Linked DNA regions of Homo sapiens: region 2 is linked to region 1. Evidence: chromatin loops called from intact Hi-C (ENCODE). Cell type or tissue: dorsolateral prefrontal cortex. All regions are shown on one strand. Each heading gives the region's core, and the rest is flanking DNA. Links, peaks and the distances in the headings are about the cores only.

Evidence for each region. Hi-C counts contacts between places; a loop is a spot of excess contacts. Peaks named below come from ENCODE experiments on the same cell type or tissue, not always from the same donor. Only the 100,000 strongest peaks of a DNase experiment are listed, where the experiment ranks them.
Region 2: a loop joins it to region 1, with 2.3 times the contacts of the local background. A loop is called at or near these places in 12 of 110 quality-filtered maps.

The regions. Positions count from the first base shown.
Region 1 is chr13:51,722,779-51,738,337 of GRCh38, forward strand. WDFY2 (WD repeat and FYVE domain containing 2) reads left to right here. Exons shown (of 12, transcript NM_052950.4): 6 at 4,900-5,012. The region is part of intron 1 of LOC124903177 (a long non-coding RNA gene); the gene reads right to left. Among named protein-coding and RNA genes, the nearest start is that of DHRS12, 74 kb to the right of the region's middle. In dorsolateral prefrontal cortex, for the core only: CTCF peaks have their summits at 9,249 (motif pointing left) and 9,452; a DNase peak (open chromatin) is centred at 5,343; H3K4me3 peaks cover 568 bases; H3K27ac peaks cover 4,493 bases.
Region 2 is chr13:51,787,605-51,803,163 of GRCh38, forward strand. It overlaps DHRS12 (dehydrogenase/reductase 12), which reads right to left. Exons shown (of 9, transcript NM_001377533.1): 2 at 11,930-12,063; 3 at 3,561-3,653; 4 at 2,407-2,488. The coding sequence starts at 12,055. Among named protein-coding and RNA genes, the nearest start is that of DHRS12, 8.8 kb to the right of the region's middle. RefSeq lists enhancers at 6,184-6,543, 9,449-9,977, 10,048-10,127, 14,875-14,924. In dorsolateral prefrontal cortex, for the core only: a CTCF peak has its summit at 10,293 (motif pointing left); no DNase peak of the experiment used is centred there; H3K27ac peaks cover 1,885 bases.

The DNA of each region.
Region 1 (15,559 bases), core at 4,746-12,745:
TTCCCAAAGACCCCATGGCAGGTAGATGATAGTAAATAGAAATGTGTTCCTTCCCCACTTCACTTGTTAGTCTTTAAATTTGTGAATACTTTATCCAGCGTCATTTGTCAGTGTCTTGTTATTTGACCATGTTTTGATAATATTTTTCCTGTTTTCACAAAAATAATTCAAATATTCTATTTTAGGATTTTGTTCATGTCAGAGATATTTCCACAATGTCACCCTGTGTAGTGGAATGTTTCCCACCTAATGTAATCTCTTAGATTTATTTCTGTTCAGGTAAAGAGTTCTGAAAAGCTGTTAAGATTATGTCAATTTCTTCCTATCATACTTAATGCCAGTCATTCACATCCACTGTTGATTCTTCTATCCCTTTTTGCTTTCTCTCAATTTTTGCTGGAGTATTTTAAAGCAAATTCTAGACCTTATATCATTTTATCCTTATATACTTCATTGAAAATATATGGGTTACTTTTTCAGTAATCACAATGCTATTGTTACATCTAAAAATTAACAATCACTCTTTGATCTCCTTGATATTGTTGAATTTCAGATTTCACTGCTTATTTTGAAAATGGCTTTTGTGCAGTGGATTTGTTTGAAATTCGATCTAGACAAGATCCACACATTGCATGTGGTTGTCACGTCTTCTAAATCTTTCTTCATCCAGAGCAGTGCCCCCTTCACTTTTTTTTAATGCCACCGCCTTGTTGAAGGTACTGAATCAGTTCTCCTGCACACAGTCCCATATTCTAAATTGATGTCATTTAACTTGCTCCTTTACCTACTCTCCTCACATATTTTCAGTAAACTGAAAAACTGCCCCTATAATCTTGATTTCATTCAGATTCAGCCTTTTAGTGAGAGCATTTGGTTCTCACCAAGTGTGCTTCATAGAGCTTCCCATTATAAGGCACATGGCATTGGATTGTCGCCCTTTCAGTTATGCTGAGATTGATTGGCAGTTCGGGTGGTGACAGCCAGATCCCTGCAGCGCCGTCCTCCATACCAGCCTTTTAATAGTTTCATCCGTTGCTGAGCTTTGCCTGAACACTTTTTCGTTAAGGTTGCTAAATGGTGATTTTCTAATCCTATCATATTTTTCCCATGTATTTGTTGGAATCCTAAAGGATAACTTCCCCTGCCTCATTAGCTAGGGCTATTTGGTTACCCTGAAATACAATTATTATAGGAAAAGCAAGATAAATTCTTATATCTGTCTTTTTAGTTCCTAATTTTCAGAGTACAGATTTGGTGCCCTGCTCACCTTTAATAGGAATCTTTTTTTTTTCTTTTTGAGCACTATTATGAAATCTTAGGTTGGTTGGTTGTTTTTAAATAATAATATGTTCAGTATATATCAATAAACTGCCATCTTTTTATTTTATGTTCAAATTATCCTATTTTTGGCCAGTAATAGCTCCATTAAATGGGCTCCAATGTCTTTTTTAACTTTTTTTTTTTTTTTTTTTTTTTGAGATGGCGTTTCACTCTTGCCATCCAGGCTGGAGTGCAATGGCACTATCTCAGCTCACTGCAACCTCTGCCTCCTGGATTCAAGCGATTCTCCTGCCTCAGCCTCCCGGGTAGCTGAAATTACAGGCACTGACCACCGCGCCCAGCTAATTTTTTGTATTTTTAGTAGAGACAGGGTTTCACTATGTTGGCCAGGCTGGTCTCGAACTCCTGACCTCGTGATCCGACCGCCTCGGCCTCCCAGAGTGCTGGGATTACAGGCGTGAGCCATCGCACCCAGCCCAATTTTTATTTTTTAAAGATTATTTTTTAGAGCAATTTTAGGTGCACAGCAAAATTGAGCAGAAAGTATAGAGATTGCCTGTGCACCTCATGACCTCCACATGCATGGCCTCCCCATTACCAGCATCCCCCGCCAGAGTGGTATGCTTGTTAACAATCAGTGAACCTACATTGGCACGTCACTATCACCTGAAGTCCATAGTTTAGGGTTCACTCTTGGTGTTGTACATTCTATGGATTTGGACAAGTATATAAAGACATGTATCTGCCATTGTAGCATCATATGGAATAGTTTCACTGCTCTAAATAGCCTCTGTGCTCTACCAGTTCATCCCTTATCACTGTGTCTGAAATAAGCCCACTTAGCCTTCAGTAGCTTCCTTGCCTTCTGACTCAACATGTCTCAAGTTCATCTTGTACTTTTCCTGTCCCAATCCTGGAATCAGCCATTTTTTTAGTGAGGAACAATATTCAGAGATAGCTAAGAAGTATATATAAATGTGTGTGTATTTTTTAAAAGAGAATAAATCATAAGTTCATATAATATTTCTTATTCAAATTTAACATTATGGGATTTTTACTTTTTGGTTTTTGCACTTGATTCTTTTATCTTCGGCTGAAAATCTTGGTTGTTAAAACATTGGCATAGTTCCTCATTTGGTTTATCCTACGGTTTATTTAAATGGTTCCAAAATAATGAGCAATACTAAATAACAATAAGACTACTGAATGAGATTTTAGATTTCTTTGCAACTCTCTTTGTCCTTAGAATATATTCTACCAGTGATGGGGGCGAGACTTCCCCCTTGTCATAGTTCCCATTTGGAATCCTGTAATATTTTTACATATTAAAAATACATAAAATTTTTGCTCAGGCATGGTGGCTCACACCTGTAATCCCAGCATTTTGGGAGGCCAAGGTGGAAGGATCACTTGAGCCTAGGAGTTTGAGACCAGCCTGGGCAACAAAGTGAGACATTGAAACATTGAAAATGTTGTGTTTTAAAGGCACTCGAAATTGTTCTAATTATGTGATTATGTCACCAATTTGATAGGTTCATTCATTTTACTTTGTTTTCAATTTGGGGGATTTTTTGAGATATATATGTGTATGTATATACATATGTGTGTGTGTGTGTATATATCTATATATACACAATTTTTTTTTTTTTTTTAAGACAGGGTCTCACTGTGTCACCCAGGCTGGAGTGCAGCGGCTTGAACATGGCTCACTGCAGCTTCAATTTCCTGGACTCAAGCAATCCTCCTGTGTCAGCCTCCCATGTAGCTGGAACCACAGGCATGTGCCACCATGCTCAACTAATTATTTTAGTTTTTGTAGAGATGAGGTCTCACTTTGTTGCCCAGGCTCAAGTGATCCTCCCTCCTTGGCCTCCCAAAGTGCTGGGATTACAGGCATGAGCCACTGTGCCTGGCCACAAATTTTTGTACCTTTTAATATGTAAAGATTTTACAAAATTCTAAAATAGGAACTATGACAAGGGAGAAGTCTCACTGCCATCACTGTCCCCTGACCTTGCCACTTTTGTTAGATCTTAATCCCTCTAGTGCTTCCCTTTCTAAATATGAGTGCATACATGCACATGCACACACATACATACACATTTGTATTTCTCTCTGTTTCTTACACAAAGGTAGTATAGCTTATAAACTCTCATATGCGTTGGCTGCCCCCTCCACACACACTTGATAATATATCCTGGTGTCTGTGTATAAAGATCTCCATTTTTACCCCAGCTGCATAATATTCTATTGTGTGGATGTAGCATAGTTAATTCAGTAAGTCCCTTATTGATAGACGTTTGGGTTATTTTCAAACTTTAGCTATTAAAATAACATGGAGTGACTAGCCTTGGGCATGTGTCATTCTGTATTTTTGCCTGTGTGTCTCTGGGTGGATCTTTAGAAATAGGGTTGCTAGGCTTTGTCAACCAGAGAAGCTTGTTAGAGACTCCATGCCTAGGGCTTTTACTGGTCACGTAGGCAGATCTACCTGGGACATTCCAAAATTCCAGATTCCCAGAAGGAAAGCAGGTATTCAGTGTAAGCCACATTATTTGAACAGTTAAGGCACAGTGAGCCACTCTTATCAGTTAATGGTGGGAACCTTCCCAAAATCCAAATTCCCAGACACTATGCCAACTTCGTAAGCCGACTTTCAGAGGATCACAGTCAGAGCTGCTGTGTTAACTCTTTTTTCACAGCACCATTTTGATTTCTTCTTGAACTATCTATTAATAGTTCCATTCAAATTTTGCCCATTTTTCTATTAGGTTTGGGATCCTTTTCTTCTTGATTGCTCTTTTTATATTAGAGATTTGGGCCCTTTGTGACATAAATTGCAAATATTTTTTTCCAGTTTATCTTTTGGCTTTGCTCATAATATTTGTTGTGTTTTTGAGTCATAGCTTTTCCCACTCCAAGGTTACAAAGAAACTTTCCTATCTAAAGCTTATGTTTTCATTTTCTACATTTAGATCCCTAATTCATTTGGAATCTGTCCCAGTATACATTGTGAAATACAGATTCTATTTTCTTTTTCCAAATGGCTATCCAGTTTGTGCCAACATCATTTTTTTAAATTCATCTTTTCCTTATTCATTTGAAAAGCTACCTTCATCAGACATTTACTAAATTTCATTGTGCTTTTGGGTTTATTTCTCGACTTTGTATTCTGTTCTGTTAGTCTATTTATGCACCAATACTACACTTTTAATTAAAGAAACTTTATAACATTTTTTAATATCTGGTAGGGCTAACCTCCCTATCACATACCATATTGTTCTTATTTTCAGAGTATTCTTGGCTCTTTTTGCTTATTTATTTTTCCATATGAACACTTCTGGCTATAGAAAACAACATGTGTTGATATTTTTTAAATATATAGATTTATTTTATTAATTTAGGAGCAAGAAGTGACATCTTTAAGTTTTAAGTCTTACTGTCCAATAATACAGTATGTCCTTCATTTAGTTAAGTTCACTTTTGTGTCTTTCAGCACTGTCTTCACATTTTCCTCAGATGGGATTTGCGTATTTCTTGTTACATTTATGCCCTGTTTTTTCATTGTAAATTCCCTCATTTAATTTTGAGAAACAATCCTTAATGCTTTCATGACAGATTTGATGTTGAAACCCGGCATGTGTTTATCGGTGACCACTCAGGCCAAGTAACAATCCTCAAACTGGAGCAAGAAAACTGCACCCTGGTCACAACATTCAGAGGACACACAGGTAGGATTAACAGTAAAATCGTCATGTGCTGATAGCACAGTGAGATATCGCCTGCTGCATCTCCTGATGTTCAGATATGTTTTGAAAGTGGCAAAGTACAATCCATGCTTGTGCAAAGATACACATGATATGCTTAACTCATTTCAAAATGGTTCAGTAAGATATAACATCAAACGTTTTTCTGTATAATCCAAACAAAAGAGAAACCAATCTATTTTGAAAATGTTGATAATTTGGTTCTCTGTCATACTGCACCAGAGAAAGCCAGTGTTGGCATACATTAATGAGGCATTGTTTGAGACCATGTGGCCTCGGACGGCTCAAACCCCAGAAGGCCAAAAAGACAGCTGCCTCGGTCTGACCTTGCCCTTCCTGGAGTTAGAAGATGGTGTACAAGAAAGATTCCCACTTCCAAGTCACATGAAAAGACAGATATACTCTTCATGAGTAGCTAGACTTTGTGAAAAAGGTCAAGTTCCTCTCCAACTTTCCTTCCTTCATATCCTTTTCAGGTTAAAACCTAAGGTCCCCTTTATGTTTTTGCTTTGCTCAGGGTCACTTAAGCAAGGTAATATAAAATATTCATGCTTAGCCTTTGAAAGACTTGATAGATGATAATGATTAATTTTTTACTAGTAGTTTTAACGTGTACTATTGACTCTAGAACTTATCGACCCTAGAAAATGAGTCATCGCCAGTTTTCATGGTTCTTAAAGGGCTTTTCCGTTTTCTACCAGCTACAAACCCATGATTTTGTGTAAAACAGGAGAATACTGAGTTTAGATGTCATATAAGAAAAAAAGTAGGGGAAAGAGGATGTAAAATTGGATAGTACCTGGTTCATAAGGGGCTTCCTAAAGGGAAAAAATGGAATGCTAGAATAAGAAACATATAGTAAGGAAAAAATTGAATCCAAGGAAGAAGATTCATAAAAGATCATCTTAATTATTTATGCCTTTGGGAGGAAGAACACATGGAAATATCCCCTATGGATAGGACCCTGGTCTTCCCTGACTGAATTTCTTTTTTAGCCGCTTACACCCTCACCTACACTTTGGCCAAGACTGGGCCTGGGGTTCTGGGGGGGACCCAGAACTGTCCCACCTCAGAAGTCTTAAACTTCTGTGCGTCACTGCAGACTTCAGCCTCCTCATCCTCCAATTCCCTACACCTTTCTTCATTCCACTTACTGTTTCCCCTTGTGGCGCATTCTAGCCCGCGGTCCTTCCATTTTCCCAGCGTCTCTTCCCCTGCATCACCTTTCCTCCCAGTGGTGCATCGCTTCACCCACGGCTTCTCAGCGTTCTCAGTTCTGTGAATGTAAATGTTCTGCCTTCTTGGCAAGCCTGTCTGATTCAGACTAACTCTCCACCTTTTCTTCTTGTGCAGCCAGCTGCTGGGTCTACAGTAGTCACGCTGCCTTGAGGCTTAGACCATCATTACCATTGCACACTCACGATTTCCTGTGCAGACTCATGAAGTTGCCTAATAATCCCTCTCCCTGTCCTCAGTTCACTCCTTCTCCCAGGCCCCTAAACAGAGACCTTCACCATCCTTCCCAAGCCCCCATCGCCATCTCATTCCTTGCCTCTTCCTTCAAAAGCTATCAAATAGAAGCTTTAAAAAAAAAAAAAAAACCACATATTTCTTGCCCACTGTATATCCCCCTCACCCCAACAAACAAACTTTTTCTCTCCCCACTTCTCCTCTTCTCAGTGCAGGAGAGCTGCCTTCCTCCAGCCCATTCTTCTCTTCTCAGTGCAGGAGAGCAGTCTTCCTCCAGCCCATTCTTCTCTTCTCAGTGCAGGAGAGCTGCTTTCCTCTGGCCCCAGTCTATTTGCAGGGTCTCCACGCCAAAATGGATTGCCTTGATCTCTCTTTTGACTAACTCATTCTTCTCAATTTATTAATATGCTTATGTTTTTTGCCTCTGGTAGAAAAACAAAGCAACACCCTCTCAATCCCATGTCTTATAGCAAGTTCCTTCTTATTCTCTTAATAGCAATGCTTCTTTTTAAAAAATTGTGGTAAAATGTATAAAACATAAAGTTTACCATTTTAACCATTTTTAAATGTGCTGTTCAATGACATTAACTACATTCACACTGTTGTGCAGTCATCACCATCCATCACAGAACCTTTTCCATCTTGTGAAACTGAAACTCTGTTCCCTTGGACATTAACTCCCCATCCTCCCCCTCGGCCCCCCAGTCCCTGGAAACTGTTACTCTGCTTTCTGTTTCTATGAATTTGACTAGTCTAGGTGACTCATAGGAGTGGAATCATGCAGTATTTGTCCTTTTGTGACTGGCTTATTTCACTCAGCATAATGCCCTCAAGGTTCATCCAAGTTGTAGCAAACAATCGTGTTTCTTAAAAGAATATAATTTTCCCAGCTGCTTCATATTTTTCACTTCCAATTTGCCTTCCAGCTCCCTGCAATCTGGTTTGTCGTTATTACGCCACTGAAACTGCTGTCCCCGAGGTGACCAGTGGCCTGCTGGGACACGTTGTAAACCTTGTCGTACTTAACTTTTCAGCAGCATTTTACATTGTGGCCATTCCTTCTGGCTGTAACGGCCTTCCTTTGGCTTTTCTTCTATGACGCTGCTGGCTTTCTCAGGCTCCACTGTGGTCTGCGGTTTCCCAGGATCTTCCCTGGATCCCCTTCTCTTTACGCTCTGTGCTGTCCCTTGTCATCTCAGCCATTCCTCCCAGTCCCAGAGTAAAATTGTCATTGTCCTCAAATTCTTCACAACCCAGTGAGAGAGACAAAAGCTAAAGCACAGTTCTAGTGCATCGTGGCAAGGGCTGGTGGGGAGCAAGCACCTTGCGCTTCTGGGAACACAGAAGGGCAGCCCACTCCAAGGAAGTGGAGGCAGTTAGTGACGGCCTCCTCAGGAGTCTGCCTGACCTCAGCTCTTTGGGGATGTGTAAGTATTGAGTTCATGGAAAACAACTGAGAAGAGTATCTCAGGCAGAGAAAACCAGCGTGTTCAAGGCAAGGAGATGTGTGAGAGCATGGCTCTCTAGAGAACTGCCAGTCACTCTTTTTTGGCAGGAACACTGGGTATGAGGGAAGGAGAGGGGAGGTCAAGGTGGAGGGGCAGCCAGAAAGCAAGAGTCACTTCCCATCACTGAGACCATGCTGGGCATATCCAGTGGTCACTGAGAGACCATTAAAGAGTTTGAAGCAAAGAAGGTAACCTGATTGGATTTTAAAAGGTTGTCTGGCAGTAGAGAGTGGAATTGGAAAGCTAGTAGGGAACTGTCCCTTGAGATGGGACTGTGACAGTGGGAAAACAAGGAATGGATGGATTCAAGGTAGGATTCAGAGGTGCATTCCGCAGGCCTGGTGATGGACCTGATGGTTCCCAGGTTTGCTTTAGGCAGAGGTGGCTTTCAGCCTGACTTCTTGACTCTAAAGTAATCAGGCACTCACCCACTCACTGTATGGTGGCTGATAGGAGCTCTGTGAGTTTTGTATTGTTGCCTCCAGGTCAGAAAAGAGACAGTAGCACCTTCTAAGCACTCTTGTCAGCCACATATGGTTCAAAGGTCCCGTGTTTTGCAGGCTTGTTCTGATACGAAATATGACCTTGGCATTGTGTCTTATCTTTCTTAAAGAGTTTAAAGCATTTTCACTTTATTTTTATCAAGAAATATATTTGAGAAAAACAGGAAATGGCCTAGGAAGGTCACTAACTAACAGGAAGGCAAATGTAGCAGGTTAGATGGTTACCTTATTATTGTTCCTAAACAGTAGTATCTGCCCATCACTAATGTGGCTACAACACAACTCATTCCTGTAAAGCTAGAGTGAGGACCTTTAAGAGAGTCCATGGTGATTTAGACATATTGTTGAGCTCTTCCTAAGTAGTAGGCTCGTTCTGGGCCCTGGGAGGTCCCAAACACAGCAAGTCTCAGTTCTGGGAAAGAGATTTTTGTAAGGACAAAATGAACACCCTAAAGTTAACCCAGTTCCATTAAAGGGCAGCTTTGCAGGTCCCATCACTCCAAATCCAAACTCAGAAGCAGACAGGTCTTCAGTATGTGTCCAGAGTCGTAGCCCTTCACCCCATCATTCTCTCTTACAGTACAGAAGGTCATACAAAAATGTGGGTTAATGAGGGAATCGACCTAGTAGTCATGTCCAAAGGCCAAAGCATAACATTTTTCTAATCCCTAGGGATTTAGGAAACTAGTTTTATGTTCTTATGCTCCCTCTACTGGTTTTCTTTCTGGAGCTAAATGCCGGATATCATAGTTCTTTGCTATTTCTGCAGAAAGTAGAATGTATTTCTATGAAAAAGTCGTAAAGTAACTTGAACAGAGGAGAATTTTTTTTTTGTTTTTTTGAGACAGAATCTCGCTCTGTCGTCCAGGCTGGAGTGCAGTGGCATGATCTTGGCTCACTGCAACCTCCATTTCCCAGGTTCAAGCAATTCTCCTGCCTCAGCCTCCCTAGTAGCTGGGACCACAGGTGCCCGCCACCATGGCCGACTAATTTTTGTATTTTTAGTAGAGGCAGGGTTTTACCATGTTGGCCAGGCTCCTGACCTCAAATGAACTACCTGCCTCGGCCTCCCAAAGTGTTGGGATTACAGGCATGAGCCACCGTACGTGGCCAAAAATCATATTTTGACCACTGGAAATTAATAGTGTTAATACAGTCTTTTTTCTTTTATTTCTAAGAAATTATTTTATTAGCATGAACATATTTGAAACAGGAGGGCTTGAATGTAAATCTGCCAAAGCATACTAATTAATGAATAATTAAATACAGACTTGTTCATGAGCTGTTAGGGGACTCATTGAAGGAAACAGTGTAACTATAACAAGAATAACTAAACAAACTAAGAAAGTCACAGTTCAGTGTAAAGATGCAAGTTCATATAGTTTAGAACTTCAATTTTTGTTTACAGTGGAGACTCACACAGATCCAGTTTATATAAAGTGCAGGTCAAGAGATGTGAATTGTCATCCATAGTCAGTCATCCGCTCTCTATGTATATGATGGTGCCAGGAAATGTGGGTGAATAAAACAAGCATAATCTTTGCCCTTATCCATCTTCCAGCCAGCATGGAATGCATGCATTAGACCAGTAGTTACAGAGAATTCATCCAAACATTATGAGTAGCAGGTGCCGTGGAGCCCTGATGTGCACAGAGGCTTCTTTGGAAGCAAATAATAAAAGGTCCACTCCTCTTGCGGATAATTAAAGGGAGGCTTCCCAAATAAGTGTGTTTTTGTTTTTGTTTTGAGACAGAGTCTTGCTCTGTCACCCAGGCTGGAGTGTAGTGGCACGATCTCAGCTCACTGCAACCTCCATCTCTTGGGCTCAAGCAATTCTCCTGCCTCAGCCTCCTGAGTAGCTGGGATTACAGGTGCACGCCACCACACCCATCAAAGTTTTTTTATTTTTAGTAAAGATAGGGTTTCACTATGTTGGTCAGGCTGGTCTTGAACTCCTGACTTCAGGTGATCCGCCCACTTCAGCCTCCCAAAGTGCTGGGATTACAGGCGTGAGCCACTGTGCCCAGCCAGAAGTGGTGTTTAAATAGCACCTTAAGGAGAAAAAGGAGTTATGTAGGTGGTGGGAACATTCCAGACCTGCAGAACAGCAGCCTAGAGTGGGAAAATGTTAGCAACCACACAAAGGCAAGTGACCTTACAAGTAGTGGTAGGAGCTTCAGGCATTATTCTCAGGTTGGCGGGAAACCAGTGATGAAGTTTAAACAGAGTAGTGACATGGTTTGCATTTTAATAAGCCACTGTGGCAGCAGTAGGTGGTAGATTGACTGGGAACAGAATGGATGGAGGGAGACTGTTTAGGAGGCTACTGCTGGAGTCCCTTGGAAAGCTGACTTTGTTTGGACTGGGGGACAGCAGTGTGTGTGGAGACAAGTGGAGGAGATTTAAGATCTGTTTGGAGAACAGGGGTCAGCCGCATTTGGTAACTGCATGGAGTAGCAGTGACTCCCAAGGCTTCTGTCTAGAGCATGTATTGGCTGGTGATGGCATTTCCTGAAACCTGGAGTACTGCTGGGAGAGCAGGTCTAGGAGACAATAGCACTGTGCTTGAACTGAACACTTCCCTGGGGTGGCAGCAAAGAGACAGCTGGGTGAAGAGTTATGGATCTCAGGAAGAAGGTATACTCTAGAGATGGAGGGCCTTTAGCTTGACAAAAACCCTTGTCACTTCACTCTAGAGCAAAATGCAGCAATCAAAAGGTCAGATATTTTATTCAACAGGCTCTTAGTCTCCTTTAGCCTCATGTTGGCCTGCACATATTACCCTTGAGGGTGTGGTGTGACACTCCCTCTGCTAAGTTACCAGATCACACTCTGGGAAAGGCAGACCCAGCAGTTTCCAACCCTGATTTTGTAACACTCCACGTGGTCATTCACTTTTGCAAGGTATGTGGTAAAAGTCTCAAAAAAAAATTAGTTCCCTAAGCATTTTGGTAATATATATTAAATTTCTAAAAATCTTTATACTCTCTGATTCATTTCTACATTTGGGATTCTCTTCTAACTAATTGGAAACCTGAACAAAATTGTATGTGTAAAAATATTCATCTTAGAAAAATTCATACTTAAAAGTTGAGAAAAATCTAAAAATAGTTGAAATAAGATACATACGTGGGAGATATTAGCCAACCACTAACAGTTATATTTATGAGAGTATATAGTAGTATACATTGTATAATTATGAAAACTTTTATTTTAAAAATATTTTGGCGATTTTTTTATTTTGATAAAATACGTGTAACCTGAACTTTACCGTTTCAACCTTCTAAGTGTACAAGTAATGCACAAGTCAATGACATAAAGTACATTCACAGTGTTGTACAGCCATTGCCTCTATCCATTTCCAGAACTTCTTCATCATCCTTAATAGAAGACCTGTGCCCACTAAAGAATAACTAGAAAACTTTATTTGTAAGAATTAAACCATTTTTATTTAAAAATTATTCTGTAGGTCATATTAGGGAGGTCAAAGGAAGGGAGAAGCATAAAATGAAACACTGAAAGGGACCAGAAAGATGGATTAACTTGAAATGAAGTCAAATGAAATGGAAGAAATGCTTTTTGTCATTTAAAATAGAAACACTGGAAAACCACAAGCATTGAAGCCCTGGGCTCTGCCCCCAGTGTGGGTTGGGGTATGAGATATGTGTCTGCACTGCCTGGAATGCAGGGTAGCTGAAGGTGGTTGACTTCCTCTGCTGCCAGAAGTGTTAGGAGAAAGAACTATACAGTTCATCAGGAAGCCCTGTGTGCAGAGAGATGCAGGAAAAATTCCCTCAGAAGGGAGAGGCCGTTTCCATCAGCAGCTCTCCCCACTGCATCTCTGATCCTGATGTCTTGCACAGCCTTCCCACCAGCCGCCATCCCAGGCTGTCCTGGATGCCTCTTGCTTATTGTCCTCCTATTTCTCTCTGCCACTCAATGCAGCAGATCAGTTGAGTAAACATCTACTGAGCACCTCCTGCATACCAGTCACTGTGTGCTGTGCTGGAATACAAAGATACATAACCCAAAGTCTGCGGTGGGGACAGACTTATAATCCAACCAAGTTCAATATAGTGGGGTCTGTGTAGCAATAGAGATATGCACAGAGACTGGAACTTCACCTGGATTGAAGGTGTTGGGAAGGCTTCCTGGAGGGAGAAAAAGTTACTTGGGTGATAAAAGGCAGGACAGGCACTCCAGACAGGGGAAGCAGTCACATATCCCGTAAGAGAATGGCTCGACCAAACATAACGTGCATGCTCTTCTGTTCTCAAAAGTAATCCATCATCTTATCATTGTACATTTTTGGTAGGTAGAATGTAAGTCTTATTTCATTGTATCTGCTGAGCCTAGCACAGTTCCTCCACATAGAAGAGGCTCAATACATGCTTGTTGAACTGATTTGAAATGAATGCTGTGATTTATCATTTATAGGCCAACTTTCAAATGACCTCATTGTTAGGACATTTATATAGAGCAGGCATGGGACCCCAGAGTTATTTACTCCCTACACCATCCTAAACTTTTTCTTGTCTTGCAGCTTTTCCTTCTATCTCTTCCACTTTGGGCCCTGGGAGTGTCTGATGAATATACCCTGACTTGCTTTAACCAGTTTATCTATTTGCCTTCCTAACTCTCTGTGTTGCCAAGAACTCCCCTTCCTAGCCCTGACCCCTTCTGGCCTGATATAATGTGGCAAAGCTAGAGATTGGTCTTGTTTTTAAGACCTTAATTGATCTCATGATGGCTGGGATAGCATAGAATAAGCTGACTGGCCTTAAGGCTGACTCAACAAAGGACACTGTCACAGAGATTGTATAGATGAGGTCTCCTGTACTGTAATCATAGCTGACATTTGTTGAGTGGTGCTTCCCATGTGCTAGGCACTGTTGTGTGTGTTTATATATATTAACCCAATTAATCTCAACAATACTGTGGGTTAGGTACTATTATCATCCCTGTTTTACAGATGAGACTTCTGAGGCACAGAAACGTTAAGTAACTTGTCCAAGGTCCTATACCTAATAAAGATAGGGCTGGGATTTAAGACTAGATTCTGGTTCCAGAGCCTGTACACTTATAATACCATATCCAAACTTTCTCTTCTATCCCCATAAACCATCCTCATCCCATAGTCACCAACAAAGAAGGCAGAGAGCTGGCTCCTCATGGTGCAGTGTTTTTTGTTTTGTTTTGTTTGGAGACGGAGTCTCACTCTGTTGCCCAGGCTGGAGTGCAGTGGCGTGATCTCTGCTCACTGCAACCCCTGCCTCCTGGGTTCAAGCGATTCTTCTGCCTCAGCCTCCCAAGTAGCTGGAACTACAGGTGCGCGCCACCACGCCCAGCTAATTTTTGTATTTTTAGTAGAGATGGGGTTTCATCATATTGGCCAGGCTGGTCTCAAACTCCTGACCTCGTGATCAGCCCGCCTTGGCCTCCCAAAGTGCTGGGATTACAGGCGTGAGCTACCGCACCCGGCCCCATGGTGTAGTGTTCTTAGATGTGTAGGTATATATCGGTCAGGGAAGTCTAAAGGTATCTGTCACCTGGGTCATGGTAAGCCCTATTTCAATATTTCCATGTTGATTCTGACAGAATGAACAACCCTTCCAATTAAGTCTTTTTAACTGAGTCAAGTAAGCCTTTCTAATCATTCTTTTTACCAGTGCCCACCATTATTAAATCTGATAATGATGCCTTAAAGAACCTAAGCTACCCATTTCACGTGTTATATAGGGGAAATCAAACACTTGCCACCTTTCTCTTATCTAGCCCCCCAGTTGGAGTGGCTTAGTCAGTCAAGTGAGACCATCTCAGAGATTGTCCTTGAGATGGGTATGCCATGACCTAAAGATGTGAGTAGTCGAACAGATGCAGGCATCACATTAACAATAGTAGTCAGCCAGGCACATGCTTCCCATGCGCTAGGTACTGTTTTGTGTGCTTATATATATTAACCCATTTAATCTTAACTCATTTAATCTAATTAACCCATTTAATCTAATATTAACCCATTAATAGATGTCATATGCCTGTTTAATCTGCCAAGAACAAAGCCAAGGGCATTTCTTTCATATTCTTACTCCTTCATTCAATCATTTGCCCATTTGTCCAGGCTTATTGAGTGTTTGCTGTGGGTAAGCCAGGCAGAATTCTAGGTTTTGGTGATCCCGTGGTGAACAAGCCACAGTTCCCGCCCTCCTAGAGCTTCTATTCTACTGGGGCAGGAGACAATGAATTTAAAAAAAAAAAAAAAAAAAAAAAAAAAAAAAGAATAATCAGGAGAGTGATGAGTGTAGTCAAGGAAGATGTTTCTGAGGAGGTGACCTTTAAGCAAGAACTTGTGTGAAGTGGAGAAAATTATCTTTATGTTTGCATTCATCTGCTCCTTCATTCAGCAGACAATACATTTTAACAGACAACACAGTGAGCGGCCTGTCTGCATCCATCACTGTGTTTGGTTGCTGTTGTGGGGAATGTTGGTGGTCGGGGGTGAGGGCTGGGCTACATGCAGTGGCTAACCACATATGCACTTGGGGAAGCCATGTTTATTCTTACATGAGCAGGAGTGTATACCAGCAGCATGGGGTGCAGGTTTAGGAAGACGCTAGGAAGCATAATCCAGAATAGTAGAGTTTGGGGTTCCCCCTACTTTTTGATCTTAAAAAATGTCTTACTAAGAAGAGTCATATGACAAATAAGAAAGTATTCTCCTGAAACAAATGTATGAGAGAAACTTCCCTGAAAGCTCTTAAGTGTAGCACTTCATTAGAACAAACTGATAATCTCAATAAGAAAAATGTCAGATTCCAACAAATGAGAAGCTATTTTATGTTCTTTTCAGAATATAATATTTTTAATAATGTAAAAAATGAGTATTTCTGACATTCTTAAGTGTTTGCAGGCTTTGTGCACATCTTAAGTGGAAAAAATTCTTATTGTTCTCAGTATATAAGGGTTTGATTTACAAAGGGACTACCATAGAAAATCTATTATAATATTTTATAGCCATACCACTACAGTAATC
Region 2 (15,559 bases), core at 5,750-13,749, 66 kb after region 1:
AACCTCAGTTTCCTCATCTGTGATGTAGGACTACCTCCATTATAGCACTAAATTAAATATAAGTATATATATTATATTAAAAAGTATAAATATATATAAATATATAATTTATATAAAACATATATACATATAATTATATTATATATTTTTATATATAATTATATAAATTATATATAATTTATAATATATTAATATATATTTATATATAATTTATATATTATAAATTATATAAACATATAATATATAATTATATATAATATATAAATATATAATTATATATAATATATAAATATATATAAAAATATATAATTATATATAATATATACTTATATATATAATTATATATAATATACATATATATGCAACTCTCACTCGTGGCCCGGCCGCAGCGAACACTTAGCAGAATTTTGTCAGATGGTGGGTGGATGGGTGAGCAAGAGCTGGCTTCATCCTGTGAGGTCACACAAAGCCCAGTACTTGGAAGGACCCTGCACCTGGTTTAATGCTCTGTGGTCGCTGCATTGAAATCCTTAATAATTTTTTAACATGGAGCCTCGCATTTCCATTTGGTGCTGGACTCTGCAAATTATGTAACCAGTCCTGCGGAACAGTGCCTCGGGGCCAGCTGCGGCACTCTGGGAGTCTCAGCTGTCCCATCGAGTTATGAGCCAAACTCTAGCATGACCCCACATTTTGGTACTTTTGGTCATTTCAGCAAAGATAACATATTTGGAACAAAGTCAGTGATGAAAATATTTTGTACTAAACCTGTGCCATTTCATACAAGCTTCCAGGTATATTTGTTTTGAAAAATGCAACCTCATCACTGGGGAGAAGGCATCTTCCCACTCCTAGCCTTTCTTTCCTTGAGAAGAGAGTGCAATTAGGGTGAGTTCTTTCTCCCTTGGACCTTCTTCCATCTGCCAGGGAGATGGAGCACGTTTCCACAGTAAATTTAGCCTGGGCGCAGTGACTCACACCTGTAATCCCAATACTTTGGGAGGCTGAGGCAGGAGGATTGCTAGAGGCCAAGAGTTTGAGACTAGCCTGGGCAACATAGTGAGACCCCCACCTCAACAACAACAAAAAATTTTTAATTAAAAAAAATTAGTCAGGCATGGTGGTACATGCCGTAGTCCTAGCTACTTGGGAGCGTGAGGTGAAAGGATTGCTTGAGCCCAGGAGTTTGAGGCTGCAGTGAGCCATGATCACGTCACTGCACTCTAGCCAGGGCAACAGAACAAGATCCTGTCTCAAAAAAAAAAATAGTAAATTTAGTAAATTTGGGGACAATCAGCGGGGCTTGCTCAGTTCTGCTCCTCCCCTTCTCCTCTTTCTGGGGAAGAAGAGAAGGGGAGTCCCCGGTGACCAGGTAGGTGAATGCTTCTAATTCTTGGGTTCCATATGAGGAAACCCATTTGGCTCTTGCACTGAGCCATGCCCTTCAACCAGCCTTATCAGTAACAACAGTGATATGTTGGCTTCCAACTGTTATTCCATCGGCTTACTCAATTTGTTCAGTTCTTGGTTGGGAATAGGGTTGCTATATATTGGACACCCTCAATGACTCCAACAACCACCAAAACCCCTGCCATCCATCTTGTGACCTAGAACAATACTTAATTAAAACACCCCCCTCACTACAAGGAAGTAGGATAGGTCCTGGGAAGAGTGTTGGATTCACTGCATCTCAAAGTTGAAAGGCCCCTTGGATTGAGAAGGAGAAACTCCAAGGAGACTAAAAGCATAGTACATTAGCTCTCAATCTTTAGTGTGCACCAGAATCATCCAGAAGGCCTGTCAAACTGGATTTAACTCTTGGCCTCATTCCAGAGTTTCAGATTCTGTAGATCTGGGTGGGGAATCTAAGAATGTGCATGTCTATCAAGTTCCCAGGTGATGCTGAGGCTGCTGGTCTGGGAACCCCACTTGGAGAGCCACTGGCCTGATATAAAATGACTTCACTCTGCTATTACAGAGTAGCAACCAGAGCCCAGGTATCTGTGCTCTAGCCAATGCGCTTCTTGGTCCATCTTCTTGCCCACTGGTTGCACCTTCCTCAGCCCTGGCTGGAAGTTCCTTTGGTTGCAGTTTTTAGACTTGCACTCAACACTTAAGCTGAACTTGCTCTCCTCTTCAAAACAATGTCTATAAACAGCCTAGCGCTTCCTAGGAAAAAAAACACTTCAATACTAAGTATTTCTGGCACCAACACCTATTATAAGAAACATGAAAAGAGAAAGTGTTTTATGAAGAAAAATAAGTACAATTCAGAATAAACTTAAAGCAAACGTCATCAGGCCCAGGACCAAGAACCAAAAAAGTTGGTCAATTTTTTTTTACCCTTCTATGGTACATTCTATGTTTATTTTGCTAAAAACAAATAAGAAAACTTCTTGTACTTACCCAGAGTATTGGCAGCAAAGTTTTTTTCAAGTCCATCTTCTGTGAGCTCTCTTTTATTGACCATGCAACCTGCATTATTGATCTAAAATTTATAGTTCTCATTTCAAAATAAAGAAAAATAGGGCCAAAAGACCTATTTCCATCCCCACACCTCCACTACCCCACCCCCAGCTCTTTTTCAACTTTCAAGTGACAATGACAATTTGCTCAACTGATTCTTTACTCCAAACCCTTTGCAGGAAAATACCACTTGTGCAGAGGATTCAGCCACAGAACTGTGCAAAGATCGCCAAGTGAGACAGCTTGGCCAGGCAACCTAATTCATGAGAGAGTGCTCTGGAAATTCATCTAGTCCAGAACGGTCCAATAGAAATATCTAATCTTAAGATTTCTAGTAGCCACATTAAAAAGGTAGTAAGAAACTGGTAAAATTAATTTAATAATATATTTAACCAAATATATCCAAAATAGCATCATTTTAACATGTAATCAATATAGAATATTAATGAGATGGCATAGATAATTTTTTTCAGGCCTTGAAACCTGCTAATTTATACACTTACACCACATCTCAGTTTGGACTAGCTACATTTCAAATGCTTCACAGCCACACTGGACAGCACAATTCCAGACTCTGGAACAACGTTTCAGAGCACATCAGAAACTCTTCGGATAGAAAAGCAACTTAGCTCCAAGTAGAGTATCTGGGAAGAGCACACTGGGACTCTTTCTATCTGAGTCTACCCAGGCTCTCCATGGAGTTTTGTGCTAATTATGTTACTAAAAGATTTGCCTGTCTGCAGGAGGTATTCTTTTGGACAAAAAGAGCTTCTAATTTCAACACACCAATCCCCAAATCTACAGAATTGAGAAAAATTTATATACAAATCATCATTTTATAAAACATGGAACATATCTATCCTCCCACAACACCTACCCAGTGGATGGCCCCTTCCTTTCCCCACTAATCTAACCACATGCGTCTCCTCTTAAATCCAATGAGTAAACTTGATTCCATGAACAGGCCCAAGCATAAGAGAGTCTTACTAAGATTCTTCCATAAAGACAGGCAAACATACATATCCGTCCACATCCACAGACGGAAACAATGGGCCAACATGAATTTATTCTCCACTTATGTTTACAAAGCTCACCAGAACATGGAGTTTATGTTCCTGCTTGAAATTTTCAACAAATTTCCAGATTTGCTTGGGATCAGACAAGTCCACAATGTGCAGAAAAATGTTCTAAATTAGAAAGCAAAAAAAAAAAAAACCCTTTTTAAAAAGATATAAACTAGCACTTTTAATTTTAAAAAAGTATACGGTTTTTAAAAAGCAAATACTTTGAAATGATATAAAACGGAAAATACCAGTCCCACTCCTCAAAAATAAACCATTGTTCAGTTTTTTGTGAATCATCCAGAAATATTTTAAGCATATACTATATATACAATACATATATTTTAAGATATATATTTTATATATACATACACCACACAAATAGGATCAGACTATGCATTGTTCTACATCCGTGTTTTTCACTTAACAATATGTCTTTTAGTTTTTGGTGGTAAAAACAGTTTTTACTTTTTTATTTTATTGTGATAAGGATACTTAATATGAGATCTACCCTCTTAACAAAATTTCCAGCATGCTGACTAGGTACAATGTTGTACAGTGCACCTCTAGAGTTTATTCACCTTGCCTAACTGAAACTTTGTGCCCTTTGATAGTAACTCCACATTTCTCCTTTCCCCCAGCCCCTGACAACCACCATTCCACTCTTTGGTTCTATGAATTCTGAGTACTATGGCTACCTCACATAAGTGAAATCGAATAGTCTTTGTCTTTCTGTGCCTGGCTTATTGAACTTGGGTTAGCTCCTCCAGGTTCATCCATGTCGTTGCAGGATTTCTTTCCTTTTAAGGCTGAATGATATTCCAATGTGTGTAGGTATGTACCACATTTTCTTTGTCCATTCTTCTGTCGATGGACATTTAAGTTGTTTCCACATCTTGGCTATTGTGAATAATGCTGCAATGGACGTGAAGGTGCTAATGGCTCTTCAGGATCCTGATTTCAATTCCCTTGGATAAGTACCCAGAAGTGCAATTGCTGGGTCAGATGGTAGCTCTATTTTGAATTTTTTGAGGAACCTCCATACTGTTTTCCATAGAGGCTGCACCATTTTGCATTTCCACAAATGGTGTGCAAGGGTTCCAATTTCTCCATAACCTAACAAACATTTTTTGTTTTTTGTTTTTTTAGCAATAGCATCCTGAGAGGTGTGAGGTGATATTTCACTCTAGTTTTGATTTGCATTTCCCTGACGACTACTGACATTGAAAGTATTTTTTCATATATGTGTTGGCCATTTGTTTTTTGTTTGTTTTTTCTTGAGAAAAAGAGTGCCACTGCACTCTGTCGCCCAGGCTAGAGTGCAGTGGCATGATTTTGGCTCACTGCAACCTCCGCCTCCCAGGTTCAAGTGATTCTCCTGCCTCAGCCTCCCAAGTAGCTGGGACTAGAGGTGCATGCCACCATGCTCAGCTAATTTTTATATTTTTAGGAGAGACGGTGTTTCATCATGTTGGCCAGGCTGGTCTTGAACTCCTGACCTCAAGTGATCTGTCTGCCTTGGCCTCCCAAAGTTCTGGGATTACGGGCATGAGCCACCGTGCCCAGCTTGTGTTGGCCATTTGTGTATCTTCTTTGGAGAAATGTCTATTCAAGTCTTTAGACCATTTTCAAATCCGGTTATAAGTTACGTCGTTGTTTGTTTGTTTTGCTATTGAGTTGTAGGACTTACAAGAGGTCTTGGAGATGATTTTGTTACATATGAATCCACCCTATTCGTTTTAATGACTACATAATTTACCTTTGCATGGATATGTCAGGGTTTCCTGCTGCTGATCTTTTTTTTTTTTTGGTCAAAAGTTTGCTCTTCAGACAGTATCTCAGGCACATCATAAATAAGATGACAACTTCTGCTGTGACCCTTAGTCCTTGCTCATGACACTTTTCAATCTCTGCCTTGTATCATGGTTATCACTGGACACAGCCACCTCCCCAGCAGGCTTAGAACTCCATGAGTAAGGGACCCTGTCTAATGTGCCGTTTCTCCTTATGGTATTACACACAGTCATAGGCATGGTAGTCGACTAATGGATCTTGGCTGTTTAAACCTTTTTCTCTGTACCCAGTACCTAAGTCCAAACTTGCATTCTTAGCATCCAATGAATGCAACGGCATCCTCTCTGAGCATCAGTGGACATACGTGACTTATCACTAACCCAAGGCAGAGGGCACCTAAGTATTGAACCTACAGACGAGGATCTGAGCAAGAGCCACAACTCCTTTGACAAAGCAGAGAAGTTCCGTGCCCTGCCTGAGTTTCCCCATTAATCAAGCTATAAAACTCAAAGCTGTAGTCGAATTTATTTCTACTCATCTTAAAACATATTGTTTTCTCACCTGAGACAAATGAGACAAAGCAACTCCACATTTTCATGACTCAGAAAGTCTAGTCAGGTTGAACACCATATTCAGCTTAAGCCTGGCCCAACTGAATATTCCTCTGCCTTCAAAGGATAGGAAAAATGTTGTCTGTACAGAGCTATTCTCTTTTAAAATGTCTGTGAAGGCCCTCACCCAGCCAGAGCGAACAAGGCTGCTGAGTCATATCTGAGTCAGCCAGGAGCCTGTACCAATGACTGCAAACTGAGTCTAGACACCTAATCCTTCCATTTTGAGGCCTTGTCTGCCACCACCCTAAAACTCCCTCCTACCAGAAAGCGCTGTGTAACATGTATACAAAATCCAGGTTAAAACAGCAACAAAACTCAAGTGAACTAAAAGCAATTCTGCTTTAAACGTTCCACAAGTTATCTGAGCTTCCTGGAAGCGCCTGAGATGTCTCAGAGTGAAAAGGAGGCAATAGCAGGGAAGAGAGAATCACTGTCCTAGACAAATCAGCCACGGAGCTGGTGACATGAAGCACCAAGAAAAGAGGAAGGAAATCATCTGTGTCCCTCTGAGGCAAAACAGGAGGCCACAAAGCACCCAGAAGGAGAGGCTGGCAGTCTGCTGTGGCCAGGAGAAGGAACTGGAAACAGGTGCATGTGTGTAAAAGTCCCAATCTGCGGAGCCACACAATGAGAAGGCTCACCTTAGGAGCCACTGGGCCCCACTGTGATACAAGCATGGTTACTGAAATTGAACAAAACAAAACTCAACTGGGACCCTTTCTGCAGACAAGCCACCATCTATAGCGGCTGTGTGACCCAGGAGTCATGAGGTGACATCATGGGGACTGATCCCCCCATCAGAGCAGTTCCCACAATGAGCACGGTAAACAGTGCATGGAGGTGTTTTGTTAAGTAGAAATCATTCTGGAGAAATGAGGCGGTATTTCATAAAACCACTGAGGTCTTGGGAAGCTAAATCAACCATTCTCAAGAAGCTAGAAATCCACATTGGCCTGGAAGAGCTGGAGAGTCGAAACCCGTTTTTTATCATGGTGTGTGATGTTGGTGGAGTCAATCACCCATAAGACATAAGTGCTTTCACAGAACCTTCCAGCCACATCAGGAGGCCTGCAGGACTGAAAAATGTTGCCCAGGCACCTGTCCCTCTGTGATCTTTCCCTCTAAAACCCATAACTCCAGTGTAATCATCAGAAAGACATCAGACAAATCCCAACTGTGAAAGCCTATCTCAAAAATAGCCTATCTCAAAAATCCCGAGAGCCTATCTCAAAAAATAATACATAAAATAGAAGTTTTTTTTTTTTTTAATGTTACCCATGGAGATAACTGCTAGACGAAAGTCTGGAGCCAGGTACTAAGGTGGGGCTGAACTGCAACCAGAAGCCTGGGGAAAAAGGTACACCCTGTTTCTCCCCTAGGCCCTTTGGGAGCATCGTGTCCAGTGGACTGGTGAGCCAGCAGTCTGCTCTACAGTAACCAGTACTCCTTTCCCCAAGCTTAAGCCACACATAACCTCTCTGAAAGATCACCTCAGCATGATATTCACCTCTCTATATGGCCAAACACCTGATCTTACCAAGCCAGCGTGTACAAGCAGCTGAGATCCCCACGTGACCTTGAGCCTTACCTGGTGCCTGTGCTCCCTGGCTCAGCTGGCCTGCCGCACACCTCACCCAGACCCTCCTGCCCAAGGGACCTTCTTTCTTTGATGTTCACCCAACCATGCACGCAGGACCAGCTGCTCCACTGCCCTCACAGCTCTACCACACATCTTTTCTGCTACTGGGGGCTTGCAGGCTTCCACCTCCCACTGAGCAGGGCCTAAGCACTGATTAAACAGAACACACTTGAAGCAGAGAATGTAAGGTTGGGAGTGGTAATAATATTAGTATAAACAATAATGATAATACCAACAATAATAATAGTAGCTACTTCTATTGATTGAGAGCTGTTTGTTCTTAGGATACCCTGAGCTTCCCATCTTGTAGCCCTTATCATGTTATTTCAGTAACATCTAACAGACACCTCTTTCAACAGAGGGAACTGAACGCAGGGATTGATTTCCCAGGTGATTAAGGAAGGTGAGAACTCAACCAGGATTGGTGAAGTAACCCAGAGATTAGTAACAACAGGAAACTACCACCAGCCCTAGGCTCAAGGAACAAAGGGAGAATGCAGTGTGGCCTGAGCCCAGGAACCAGAAGGAAGAACCAGAGAGGAGATTCGCCATCACCAGGGAAGCCAATATCTCAATTCCCCCCTTCCTTTCACCTAGCAATCTTCCTCTAGTAACTGCCATTGGCCAAACCCAGCCAAAAGCTGTCTGGTTGTAGGAGCTGAAGAAACACATACCTTGGGGTTCATACTATTTGTCCCCCAACCCACCCCCACTATGATACAGAGCATGGCGGCCAGGCCCAGGGCAGGCACACACACTTCAAGGAAACTGTTAATCACTTGTATCCTGCACAAGACTGTCTGGGGCTGTGTCTGTCCCAATCACTGTGTCTCCAGCTGTTTGGCATACGGTTCACCCTTAAATACATGTTAAAAAACTAATAAAGTCAAGTTACCCCTATTTTTTAATGAGGAAATGAATGTTCAGGGAAGCTAAGAACTTTGCCCAAGCTCACAGGCCAGAAAGTGCAAAACCAGGACTCGTATCAGAGCCCAACTCCCTCCTTCATACCACGCTTTTGTGTGTGGGCTGCCTACCAAAGGTAGACCAGATGAAGCTGTGGAGTGGGGCCTCTTCATAAGCAGGGAGGGACAGCTGATCCCTGGCAGAGCCTGGAGGAGACACTGAGTCAGGGAAACCACAGACACTGGCATAAGCAGACAGGTACCCTCATCCTGGACGCTCCACCTCTGAGTGCTGGAGGCCACTTATAAACCCGAGAGAGCAGTGAATGTCCTGTGTGTGCATTCAAATCCCGTCAAGTGTATCTGTATGGAGGTGAGGGGGGCAGTAGGCAAGGGCTTGCTTTCTCCCCAGTGCAGGAACATGCTTGCTCCCCTTTTCAGCTCTCTACCCCTCCTAAACATGGTGGAATTAGATATAAGCCAAACAGATCCATATTATCATCATTTTTCATTTAAATATACTTTTTAAAGCCTGTGGCCCACACCACAGCAGGCTGGAATCCAGGCAAACCTCCTCCTGTCCGTGGCCTGAGATTAGTATTCTTGTTGCATCCTGCAGCAGCACCACCGAAAGTTATCAGCAGGCAGACAGCCAGCTTTCAATCTCGAGAACTGCAGCCCGCAGATCGCAGCGGCACTTGCAGACATTAGAGGAAGATTTAGAGACCCTCACACTTGCCGCCAGCACTAAGCCTCTGTAAGGCACCTGATGGCATGAGACTGGGGATTTCCATGAGAAAGGGAAAGGAACAGACACTTGGTGTGAAAATGTTATTTCAAAGTTGATGCAAAATATTCCATCCTAGAGAGGGGCATTCTTCTCTTTGACCAGGGTCCATGCCTGAGGGTGGGTACTGTCTGTCCCTCCCCAGCTTCCCTCCTACAGGCCCTCCAATTGTGGGGTCTCCTAGAGAAGAGGTAGGAATGGAATGAGGATGTTCTTTAGTGACAGTGAGCGAGCAGCCATGACTGAGGGTCCTTTTGGGGGTCAGGGTTTTCCATTCAGGGCAGCCTTATGGCTACACGATGGATCATGGGAATATGATCTATACAGCTGCACACGCCCTGCGACTGGAAAGGCCTCAAGCTTGGTTTAATGTCCTGCCTTTGTTGTGTAGAAATTCTAAATAACTTTTACACAAGGGTCTTGCATTTTCATTTTGCACCGAGCCCCACTAATTATGTAGCCAATCCTGGTTCCAGCTCTTTCAGAACAGAAAGACCACAAAATGTGAGGCAGCTCTGAAGGCTCGTGTCAGAAAGTAGCTCTCATCAAGACCCAAATGCTGCCGGTGTTTCTCTTTATTAGAGCACATCGGGTCAATGCATGGCTCCGTGGCACCCGGGTGACCCTTGCTGTGTGTTGCTGATGTGGGCTCCCTCTGAGGTGAGGAGACTGGAAGTATCACTGTCCAGTGTAATGGGCCTCTGCCTGCTGGCCTCTGCTGGTTTCACAGGCAGCTCAGGACCATGCGGTCAAGCCTCAGTGCCCCCACTTATCCCCTTGTCAAACCTAGCCATTCAAAAGCAGGGCCCAGCTCCCTGCTGGCCGAGGCTGCTTCCAAAGCAGAAGCACAAACACAGGCCCTCTTCAACCCAGGGAAAGCGGGTAGGAGTCCAGCCTCCTCACAGCTGACCATGGAGGCAAGGAAACCCAGCAGGAGGGGTGAGGAGCTGCTCACCTGGTTACCGCTCTCCCGGATGATCTCACCCCTGGCATCTTCTGCTGGGGCTTGATCTCGACAAACCAGGTGAACTGTGCCACCTGGTGGAATTCAATGAAACCATCTGTGAGTTACAGCGAGAGCTACAGAAACCAGCTCTTCCTAATGAAAAATGAAGACATATGGGCTCACAGTTGACACTCTTCTGTTAAGCCTAGATGGGTGGTTCCCAGAGTTAAGAGCAGCAAGGGCGATGGTGAGGGAGGTGCTGGAACCTTATTGCCTACCTGTGCTGACAGTGCGTCTGGAATAACATCCTGATTTTTTGAGGGCCTGAACACATCAAGGATAAGAAACATTGATCTGGGTCACATATGCCTCCCTAGCATCTAGCATAGTAGCTGACCCAGATGTGTTAAACCTGGCTGCACTTTAGACTCATGTAGGGAGCTTTTAAAGATCTAGGCGATAGGCCCAGGACTGGGTATGTTTTACAAGCTCCCCTGGTGATGTAATGTTCAGCCAAAGTAGACAGCCACTTGCCTAGCATGTAGTAGAGACTCAAGTATTGACTGAATGTTGAGTCCATCAGCAGCCCTCATATTATCCCAGCAAATGCCACACCATCATCAATCAAGGTCAATTTAAAGCAGAATGCCTTCGCCGTGGCAGCTAAGAACGAATCGTTATGGAGTCTGCTTTCTTTACTAAAAATCACCCACTTGATTAAATGGGGTGTTTCATGGGAGGCTACAGGCTAACCACAACACTAGCCCCTCTTCTCTCCTCCTCTCCGCACTTCAGAGTGCTTCCCAGCTGCTAAGATGCAATTAATCCTCTCCCTGACTTGGCAGATAATTAAATAAAGCTTCAAATGATATAATAGTCCCCTGAAAAATGCCTAACTTGGATTTAGAGAGAGGAAAAAAGAAAACATCTTCAGCATCTTAAAAAGTGATAAATTCACAACCTAGTTCCCCACCTTCTGCTGGAACATCCATTTTTCCTGAAGAGGCTCTGGAGAGATGCAGCAAACTTTTCTAGCCACTGCAGAGCCATTTGGTGACCCAGGATCGTTGAGCTCATGCAGGAAATTCTGGCATTTACCATGAGGAAGACTTCTGCTGACTGAAGACTTTACAGTGCACCTGAAGCACCTCTTTATAGTCAAGCTTAGGGGAGGGAAGCGGGAGGCTGCTCTAGCCCTGGAGGCTGGACCCCAGCAAGGAGGAAGTTTAGTTCAATGCACTCCTCTCTCCAGGTATTTTGGGGGCCTTGGTTCATAACTACCATCCACATCCAAATTGCAGTGGACTTTGAGGCTCCCCCTCCCCTTGTCTCTCACCCCAGGAGAGTCTCATTGAGAAGACATGAGTTAGAGACCAGGTGTTCATGTTTTTGTTTTTGTTTTTTTAATTAAATTCCACTGGGGATTCTGATGTCCAGGGTTTGCTTGAGCCCCTCGCTGTTCTTAATCAGAAAACACTGGGACACGTGGGCAGGACCCCAAGCTCGCCTGAGAATTAATTAAGTGTTGAGGAAAGGGCTCCTGTTGCTCTAGCCACCTGGAGCTCAAAACTCAGAAAGCTGGCAGCTGTGCCCAGAACCATGGGATCGCCGTCCAGGACTTCCTGGCCTGCCTGTGACACAGGGTGCCCTCCTCAGTGTGGACCGGCCGCAGTCTGGCCGTGGGGCTCAGTGGACACACGTGTTAGCAGCTGCTTACCTCGCTTGGCGATTTCAAGGGCAGTTGCTTTGCCAATGCCGCTGTTTCCTCCAGTGACCAAAAAGACTCTTCCAGGAATCTGGACCTCCAAGTCATGAGGGACAAAGTCTTTACATGCAGATTCATAGCCACTCCTAGAAAGAGGAGACCCACAGGAAGACCAGCTGTAAGGAGTGGGGAACACAAACCCCTGCAGGAGAAAGCCTAATTCTAGGATGGGCATTATTGCTGTCTCCGCCTCTCCCAACACATCACGAAACTCCTTTCTCCCTTGCCCTCCCTGCTCTCACAAACACCACTATCTCGGGGCCTGCATTTCCTGGACCATGATCTTTCCAAACTTTTGAAAATATTGGAGATTCCAACATTTTGGCATCCAAATTGTCTTCCTCTGACTGCCCCGATCCTGGGGAGTGGCAAAAAGAAAAAAAATCCCTTGACAGATGAATTGCTCTTTTCCCTTTTGTGGGGGGCAGGTTTCAGGAAGCTTAGGAGACCATTTGCATTGTGCTTATTGCATTGCAGGACAGATATCCTTGCCTACTTGGAGAAACGGGGGAGATTTGCAAGTAGGGAATAAAGGAGGAGGATGGTAGAGTTATTTAAGCTCTGCACCCATCAGAGGAAGCCAAGGCTCCTTCAGGGACACAAGGTGTGCACTGCACAGCTCTAGGGAGTGCCATTCGGATCAGAATGATGGGATATTTGTATCTGCATTATGATAATGTTCTGGCAGGTGGCAGAAAAGCATATTGCAGAAGAGGTATTTTTTCTGATTTGCACAAAGGCATCATATTGGATAGATGCAATTGTGAGTTCTTTAACTGTTTCTTTTTCCCATTCCTTTTGCGATACCTCTCTACCTTTACTCTTCTAGTATTTCCTGGCTATGAAATTGGCTAAGGGCAGTGGTGGCAGAATGGTGGGGTTGGCAGGTGGAGGCCCAGAGGGCAGACTCTGCCCACGCACAGGCAGGCTGGGGTCTCAGAGCTTACATCTCTCACCTACGGAGCCGAGAGATTTCTCCTGGGCAATGCAGGATGGGACTCTGATCTCAAGGCTCCACAGATGCTGAGAGCCCTCCCACAGGACCTGTTTACAAAAGGGTAGCCAACAGCTGGCCTCCTGCCCCATGCCCTGGTACAGCACAACTGCCAGTTACATGCTCTGGAACTCGGGGAAGTGGCCAAAGGATGTTTATGAGCTTGGGTTTGGTTTGAAAGTCATTGCCACGGGGCAGGCATTGCCACTTGTTTCAGTCAAGCCAGATGTTCTTAAGAGAACAAGAAAAATGTTCCTGTTTTCACCATCTGTAACTCACCAGAACATGCAGGGCAGCTTAGAGAACACCCTACCCATTGCTTCTGCTGTGAGTGGCAAGCAAGACTTCTTATTCCAAAGCCTTCCCAAAAAGGTTGACTTGAAACTTAAAAATATCAGTAACAAGGGCTTGAACAACCTGGGTTTAAGTCACAGCTCAGCCTCTTACTAGCTGTGCCATCTTGTGTGTTGATTTAACCTTTCTGAGCTCTTATCTCCTCATCTGCAGAAAGGGAATAATAAGAGATACCTCTTGGGCAGCCTAAATGAGATGCCGCATCTAAGGCACTTATGACAGCACTTGGAACATATTAGGAGCTCAATAATTAGCAGCTGACATTATTATTTTTTGAGACAGAGTCCCACCCTGTCGCCCAGGATGGAGTGCAGTGGCGCGATCTCGGCTCACTGCAACCTCCGCCTCCCGGGTTCAAGTGATTCTCCTGTCTCAGCCTCCTGAGTAGCTGGGGTTATAAGCGCCCGTCACCACACCCGGCTAATTTTTGTATTTTTTAGTAGAGATGGGTTTTCACCATGTTGGCCATGCTGGTCTCGAACACCTGACCTCAGGTGATCCACCCACCTTGGCTTCCCAAAATGCTGGGATTACAGGCATAAGCCACCGCACCCAGGTGACATTATTATTATCACTATTAATAATGACAGTACCGTCCATGTTCACACTTGAGCTCATTTGGCCCCCAAGCCTTCAAATCAGTAGGGACTTTGAGAGCATTTTAAACTACAAAGAGGAAACTGGAAGATTTTTTTCCCCCTAAACACAGACGTGAGCCCTGGAATCTCTGTGAAAGGCTTTTCCGGTAGAGGCAAGGGCCTGAGTCAATGAATAGGGGCTTAGCTAGGAGGAGGCATTGTGGGGAATGAGTGAGAACTTCCCAAATACAATAGAGCCAGAAAAAAAGCAGTCCACAGGGAACAGGCCTGAAGAGCCCTTCTCCAGGGGCAGGAAGCTGACAGGCTTTTCTCTGTGATACCCAGTCAGAGGGGACATTAGCCTCTGGGCTCCACACTGATCCGTATTAGAGACGAATGTTTGCTGAGGCTGGCTCCTCTGGGTTGAACCTCTTCCTCAAACTCCAGACTGGGAGTGCTGCCAAGCGGGCAGTACCAGCCTGGCCTGCAGGACATGTCCCCGCCCTCTGTCCTCTGCCTTGGATCTTGCCTTCCATACAAGAATTCCATCCTGGTCCGATCTGTTGTTAATAAGACTTGTCTTTTATGTACTCTGCCCCTTATTGGGGAAGCATTTTATTTTCACTCTAGAAATCAGTCTCTAGATATCAGTCTCTATTTTTCACACACACACACACACACACACACACACACACACACACACACACACACGACTTTCCCAAGGTCACCAGAAGGTAGGTGATCTTCTTCAACACCCAGCCTCGGTGCCAAAGGGCAGTCCCCAGACAAGCTGCATCAGCATCATCTGGAAACCTGTTGGAAATGCCCTGCCTACTGACTCAGAAGTGATTGCTTGGCAACCTGTGGTTTCATGTGCCTTGCCAGTGATTTTGACTCAAGCTGAGAGGACATTTGTACTTACTGTTTCCTGAAGCTGAGGTGACAGGGATGGGGAGGAGGAAGCTGGCAGGTATCTGTGTCTCCCCACACCCTCAATTTACCCAAATATGAAATTTGCTTAGGACCCATCCACACTTGCCCAGGGTTTAGGAGTCTGTTTAAAACTGCCCCAGGGAATTATTAGGTTCAGCAAAGTTTAGGAAACAGTGATTAGATCCTCCTGCCTTAGGAGCCCAATATAGGGAGGCTTTATAAAAATCCTTGTGCCAAGAGAAACGTTGTAAACTCTAACTCCGCGCTCTCACACTGAAGTCAAAACAAGGTTGTTGTTTTTCTCTCCTATTCACTAAATCCACAACAGCAGGAAAACCCATCTAACTTTGCCAACTGCCTTCCCCTCCCCTCCCTTCCCCCACCAATCTGTGGTGGATTGGGCCCCTTGGCCTCACTTCTACCTTCCCTCAAGGTGGGGAAATCAGAGCGAAAGAGTCCTGGGAGAAATTTTTACAGTCTGCTTTCCTTGGGGCCCACCCCTGGTTGGAAACTGACTTAAGCTTTCATGCTGTGTAATGTGGAAAGATCCAGCAATTAATGGTCATTGCCAGAGGACACCCCTTTGAAAGAAAGAGGCTGCCACTGTATTCCCCTAAAAACTGTGGGACAGGGCTCACGACTACACTCCCCACCATTCTCTGCAGCAGGGGCTCCTGAGACAGAGCTGAACCTTCTCCAAAACGATGTGGGGTGAAGAGCAGG